2 separate regions of the Homo sapiens genome follow, and region 1 is linked to region 2. The links are chromatin contacts, found by Hi-C in ENCODE. All regions are on one chromosome and are shown on one strand. The core of a region is the stretch at or near the end of the contact, and the rest is flanking DNA. Distances in the headings are between cores, read along the strand shown. Region 1 overlaps GPR158 (G protein-coupled receptor 158). Region 2 holds the start of LINC01516 (long intergenic non-protein coding RNA 1516).

The links. Hi-C counts contacts between places; a loop is a spot of excess contacts on that map. Pooled maps may share reads with other maps.
Region 1: a map of PC-9 shows a loop between it and region 2 (4-fold over the local background). The contact joins the enhancer-like site here to the promoter of LINC01516 in region 2. A Hi-C loop is called at or near these places in 2 of 168 maps with a recorded cell type or tissue (PC-9 and mammary epithelial cell) and 2 of 50 pooled maps.

What each region holds. Positions count from the first base shown.
Region 1 is chr10:25,491,757-25,495,282 of GRCh38, forward strand. The region is part of intron 5 of GPR158 (G protein-coupled receptor 158); the gene reads left to right. Among named protein-coding and RNA genes, the nearest start is that of LINC00836, 160 kb to the right of the region's middle. Within about 2 kb of position 1,460, at least 3 of the 41 ENCODE cell types and tissues checked have a DNase peak (open chromatin) inside an H3K27ac peak, as active enhancers do; they include PC-9, where a contact is called at or near this core.
Region 2 is chr10:25,111,708-25,115,245 of GRCh38, forward strand. It overlaps LINC01516 (long intergenic non-protein coding RNA 1516), which reads left to right and starts at 1,351. Exons shown (of 8, transcript NR_120649.1): 1 at 1,351-1,979. RefSeq lists a silencer at 1,668-1,717.

The DNA.
Region 1 (3,526 bases), core at 210-2,709, 380 kb after region 2:
TTTACTTAAATGTATATCTGTTCTTTATATCACTGAAGAACATTTTACTTAGCTATTTAGCTTATCATTATATGGATAGGTCAAAAATGCATTTGTCACATTCTCAATTGATAGACATGTGGTTTCCTATATTTGTCATTATAGTTATTGCTATGAAGAACATCCTTGTCTTGGTCTGTTTGTGTTGCCATAAAGGAATACCTGAGGCTGGGTAATTTATAAAGAAAAGAGGTGTATTTGGCTCATGGTTCTGCAGGCTGTACAAGGAGCTTGGTGCCATCATCTGTTTCTGGTGGAGGTTTCAGGCTGCTTCCACTCATGGTGGAAGGCGAAGGGGAGCCAGCTTGTGTAGATCACATGGTGAGAGAGGAAGAAAGAGAGAGCAAGAAGATGCCAGATTCTTTTCAACAACCAGCTCTTGGGGAACTAAGAGTGAGAACTCACTCCTGCAAGAATAGGATCAAGCAATTCATTAAGGATCCACCTGCATAACCCAAACACCTCCCACCAGGCCCTGCCTCTGCCAACCCTTGAGTCAGAAACACTATTCAAATAGAAAACAGGCTGGTGAATTTCTTCCATGAGAAACAATCCCTTGCTTACAGACTTTCCCCCACCATCTCTAGCTTCTTCAGTGGCACTTTTTTTTTCTTTTTCTTTTTTTTTGTCACAAGCTGCTTGGGACTTTTCCATGTTAAGATGCACTGATTGTCCACTGTATGTTCCAATTAGTGAAAGAGCTGTTCTTCCTACTGCATTCATTTTCATCCCTTAGTCTTCAACACTACCTTGAAAAGAAAAATGTTTTCATGTTTGTACTCTAAGCTCTTTATGCTCTGGATCAAAACATTACAGAATTTTTGACTGTTATATCTGCATGTGGAGAAGGCTTATGGAACATTTAATGTGAACGTGGTCCATGCACAAAAAAAGACTAGAGCAATGAATAAACCAAGACAATTTGCATGAAGGGATAAAAATGAAAACACATAGTGAACTCATTTCACTGGTCTTACAACAAGTGATAAACAATTCAAGCTATCCAATCAATAAAAAATGATCTTTTTCTATTTTGATACTAATTATATGTATTTTAATATTTTAATATTAATATATAATTGATATATAAACAAATATTAATATATTAATATATAATATATTTCAATATCCAATTTTTGGATAAGAGACTGCCTAAATTTCCCTTTTCAATATTTGAAAATGATTTATCAAGTTTGAATAAAAATTAGCATTTACAAAGAGTAAAACCAACAATGACTGCAAAAACCCTCACATACAGAATTGCAATTTAAGAGAAAACCACATTTTCTAGTAGGTTTTTTAAAAGTTACTGACATATAGGCCTTTCACGAGAAGAGAGTTTTGGGGGTGTGTTTATAGTTGAGTCATGAGTGCCTTTGTTCAGGCAGCACTGAAGAGCTAGACTTTGAGAGGTTCCCTAGCATGGGGCCTGCTTCAACACAATTGCAGCAAATGCCCTGTGTTCTGCCTTTGTCCTCTCTGGTCTGACTTCAGCATTACTCACGCAATTCCTCTCCCTTTCGCATAACCCAGTGTCATTCTATTCCAGCCAAGTTTATCTCTGCACCACTCAGATAAGCCCCATGCTGCTCTTTGTAAATGTCACTCTTAGAAGAAGATAGGATGTTTTCTGAAAGAGTTCTTTTTTAAAGCGTTCACTGACTGAATCCATTCTGAAGGATAGTTTGGGTAGAGGGCTTTCTAAAAAAAAATGTTTCATTTTTTAGCCTTTTAGGAGAGCATCTGGAGACAGGTACCCCATTACTCAGGAAACTCCCTAGACTTTTTAGATGGATAAACAGAGCAGAAATAAAATATGTCTAAATTATGTTCTTACACTATCTGATTCAGGCAGTCAAGTTTCTTAGTGACTCATCTGTTACAAATTTTTAGTATCTGTGTTGAGAAATTAAGCAAACAAAGTTAACCATATAGATTAGTAAATTAAGTGTCTATAGTAAAATATCATTTGAATCTCAAGGCTGTGAAAGTGTATATTTTGTGACAGCTTAGTCAGATCCAGATTGTTTAATTAGACTTAACAAAACAGATGACCTTTCTGCTTTATTTACAAAAAGTAGTTGAGGTGATTTTGTAGTTATTTGCTTATTGCGCTAAAGCTTTTCCTTATGGCTGCTTAGGGTGTTTAAATCAATAATAAATGACTCCCTGTAAGATTTAAGTCATTTCAAAAATGTAACACAAAAGCAAGTATCATCTGATTTCTACAGTATATTAGAGCTGAAACAATTTCATCCATAATAAAGTCACAAAAGTGTTGCATACTAGAGAGGAGGGTTGACTTCTGCATTTCTCAATAGTCCTGGTACTAATTTGAGGAAAAAAGAGAGGGAGAGGAAAGCCAAGAATAAAATCTAACATGATACCTGAGGTTGGGGGGAAAGAATCTTTGGTATGTGTAATAGTATTGCTAAATAATATTGTTTTGGATAGCATAAATCAATATGCAAAGAGAATTTACCAATCTATATTATGAGTTAAACACTTGTTCACTAGTATCTTAATGGATATTAATTTTTCATGTTTTTATCATAAAATTTTATTATGTTTTATTAAGAAGTTTATTCAGTGTAAAGCTATATGAAGAAAAAAGTAAAGCCCTCCCATATTCCATCACTCAGAGATAACTGTCATTAGTATAATCATGTATTTTGTTTGGTACTGCTTTTTTCTATGTATAAAAATTGGATTGCTACTGTAGATAATATTATTCCTTTATCATTTACCTGTAGGCGTAAGTATTCAGCAACATTACAGCTTATAACAATCGTGTAGTAGTCAACTATCTGGATGTACCATAGTACCAAAATTTATTTAAGTGTGCTCAGACTTTTTGTTTAACTATTCCTGGACTTTATTTTTTTTTAATGTTTCAGGCGATTTTAAACCACTCCACAGCAAAGTTCTTTGGATGTGACTATCTGAATTTCTAATTGTGCCTATAAAGTGCATTGCTGTATTAGGGGGTTTAAATACATGGACTCTTTTAAGTTTAAACTCTAAATATTTTCAAACTAGTTTGCTATTTTAAAATACATTTTATTTTTTAAGAGTAAGTTTTATTTGTCATTTATTCATCATAGCCTCAAACTGGAAACAACCCAAATGTTCACCAACAGAGGAGCATGTTGCCTCTCCAGAGCACACGTCCCATATTCCATTTATATGAAACCCTGGGAAAGACAAATTTAATATGTAGTAATGGAAAGCAGTAGTTTTCTGAAGCTGCAGGTCAATGGTGGGGATTGATTCACCGTAGAAAATTTAGAAAGCATAGATAAGCAGAGAGGAGGAAGTTATCTCACCATTTAGAGATAGGTATAATCCACTAACTTTTTTTTTTTTTTTAGATATATAAGTACATGAGGAACAAATTCAGTTTACCGAAGTTTATTTATTGACTTAACAGGTAAAAATTCGTGGATAACTCCATACTTTTGCTATTTTTGAAATTATTTTAAGCTAT
Region 2 (3,538 bases), core at 101-2,600:
CTCTCTTTCTCTCTTTTTTCTTTTTTTTTTTTTTTTTGAAACAAGGACTTTCTCTGTCCCTCAGGCTGGAGTACAGTGGCACAATCATAGCTTACTGTAGCCTCGAACTCCCAGCCTCAAGCAATCCTCCCACCTCACCCTCCAAGCAGCTGGGACTACAAATGTGAGCCAACATGACCAGCTAATTAAAAAAAAATATTTTGGAGACGGGGATCTCGCTACATTGGCCAGGTTAGTCTTGAACTCCTGGGCTTCAGCGATCCTCCTGCCTTAGCCTCCCAAAGTGCTGGGATTCTAGGCGTGAGTCACTGTACACAGCTCATCCTGTTTCTCACTGCAACCAACACTCACCGTGCTTGCAGAGCATCCCTTGCTGCCTCCCACATCTTTGCCTTTGTTCACAATATTTCTTCTGTTCACCCTTCTCTTCCCCTTTCTATCCATGGATTTCCTGACTCTTCCTTCCCCTCTTGGCCTCCCTATTTTATCCACCACACAATACCCTCTTCAGATTTCTGTCTGAGGACTGATAACACTTCCTCACAGATATTTGTTTAGATCATGAGCTTACCCTGTGACTCTCTGAACTCCTATGATGGATTGCGTGAACTCCTCAGTGCTGGGCCCGTTTGACACAGTCTTTTGGAAAGACACTTAACAACTTCCTGCCTTAGTTTCTTCATCTGTGAAATGGGGATAACAAAAGGATTGTGGAGGAGATAAAGGAAGTGATATGTCTAATAATGCATAATAATAATAAACATAATAATTACTGATATCCATGACATATAACAACAACTTTCCTAATAACTAACACAACATTCACAATGTATCAGGTTCTACTCCAGGGGTTTTACAAATTTAACTCATTTAGTCCTCTGGGTAAGCCTATCAGGTAATTTCTCTTATTACCCCTGTTTACAGATTAGAAACCTGAGGCACAGAGAAGTTAAGGAGTTTTCCCAAGGTCACACAGCTTGTAAGTGATAAAGATGAGGGTTGATTCTGAGTAGTCTGGGCGCCAGAGCCTATGCTCTTAGTCACCAAGCAACACTCCTTCAAATGATCGGTGTTTGTTAATTACCATTAAGTATAAATTGTCTAAAATCTACGATCAAGCTAAGCCTGGAAATTAAAGACCAATGAGCCAATCCACATGGAATACCACTCAGGGGCTGCCTTAAAGATATGAGCCAGCCCTGAGGGTTTCCCTCCTGTCCCCTTACTGACAGGTGGACCAAAAGAAAGGGAAAGAAAACCACATTCCATCTTCACAGAGGTTCCAGTTAGTTCCTAGGCAAACAAGAAATCAAAAGCATCCACAGATGTTGTGTCTACCACCCTGATGCAGAAAGAGCTTAAGGAGAAGCTCTGACAAGGGATAGACAGTTTACTTATGGAAACAAGCAGAAAATTAAATCTGGTCTCTGCCCAGCAAGCATCTCACCTCCCACCATAGCGTCTGGCAGAGAAGTGAGCCAAGGTGGCCCCTGGCGCAGCAAATGTTTGGCACATCCATTTGCACAGGAGGGGGAAGAAGGCGCATTCTCAAACACCCTTCCCATCACCTTTCAGGATCTTAGGTGCCTTCTCTACAGCCATGGCACAAACCTTTACCACTAGGGGGCGGCTAGACATTTCGATTGGCTACCAGGCAAGCGGCCAGCTCAGGACAGGAGCAGTGCTCTGTGAAAGAATGGATTCCTGGTTTGTTCTAAGTACAAACAAGGGGGAAATGCTTCTGCAGGGTTAAATGAGGTTGACACGCTCCCCGCGGCTGACCAGACAGTCCCTCCTAACTCTTACCCACCCTGGGCAGCTCTCTCAGCGCGGTGTGGGGCGGGAGTGGGAGCTGATGGGGGGTGCTCTCTATTCAGACTCTACTTGTTCTAGACTGAGTCACTGGTGGGGGCAGCGGTGTTTGAAAGTGGGCATCACTCTTGGGCTCCCACATTGACTGTAGTTTTACGGAATGTTTGGTGAGTAACTAGTTTTCTAACTTTTCTTTATTTCTCTCATATATTTGTCCATGTTCTTTCCTATGTCATCAAAGAGGATGCCAGGAAAACCCAAAGAAAGGCCCTAGGAGGAAACCAGTATGAGTGCCAAGATGAGCCAGAACCAGGGTGGGGCTGAGAGGCGCCCAGGCAGCTGCTTTCATTGTGCACCTTCCCCTAGTCCCAGCCCCAAATCACCATGGTGACAGATACCCAGCAGCATTGAGAAACAGAGAGCTTTTTGTTTTCTGCCATGCTTTTAACTCCTCACTCCACTTGTCTCCACCTCCACCCTCTTCAGCCTATACAACTTCTTGCTCATTCCTGTGAAGGTATTGGCTGATAAGAAACAATAAGGACTTCCTAAATAGAGGACTTTGGTATAAAAGTAGCTAACATTTATTAAGCGCTTACTATGTGTCAGACACTCTCCTCAATGCTTTGCAGTATTGGCTCACTTAATTCTCTCAACAATGTGGCAAAGAAGGTATTTATTTTACAGATAAGGTAACTGAGGCACAGAGAGGTTATGTAACTTGCCCAAGGTCACACAGTAGATGGGGGAGTCACAATTTGAATCTAGGGAGTTCTTACTCTTAGGCTCACACGTTGCTTGAGATACCAGAGAACATTCAGACATGTGAAACACTGGACTGTGGGCTACCAGGGGGCAGAAAGGGATTGTGATTTGGTGTTCTTAGTTGGCAACCCCCACAATCACAAACGATGTCTATGTGGCAGGCTGGCTGGGGCTGAGAGCTACTGCCTTTGGGTTACATTTGAGCAGATTGCTGTTCTTCTCCTGAATACCTGGTTTGGCATCCTTAGGGTTGGTTTATTATGACCCTAAAGACTGGATTTACTTTGTTTTCTTTTTGTTTTTTTTGAGGTGGAGTCTCACTTTGTCACCCAGGCTGGAGTGCAGCAGCACAATCTTGGCTCACTGCAACCTCCGCCTCCTGGGTTCCAGTGATTCTGCTGCCTCAGCCTCCCAAGTAGCTGGGATGACAGGCGCCCGGCACCACACCCAGCTAATTTTTGTATTTTTAGTAGAGATGAGGTTTTGCCATGTTGGCCAGCTGGTCTCAAACTCCTGACCTCAGGTGATCTGCCTACCTCAGCCTCCCAAAGTGCTGAGAATACAGGCGTGAGCCACGGTGCCCAGCCTGGATTTCCTTCTTATTCTTAATCTGATCTGGCTCCCTCCAGATGATCGTGAGCCCGGGATCAAGAAGCCATACCCTATCCATCTTTGTATTTCCCACAGCTTCCACATCTTGGGCTTAGTAGGTGCTCACAGCACGTTGGCTTATTTAGTCTGTATCAGCCACTTTGAATTATGGGCCATGGCAAAGCTGCCCTTCTGGGACAGGCAAGTGTCATGTCCTGTGGCCGTTGATCCTTCCCTCCCTCCCTTCCTTCCTCCCTTCCTCCCTCCCTCCCTCTCTCCCTCCATCCCTCCCTCCCTTCTCTACCTCCCTCCTTCCCTTCCACCCTCCCTCCCTCCTTCCCTCCCTCCCTCCCTCTCTCCCTCCATCCCT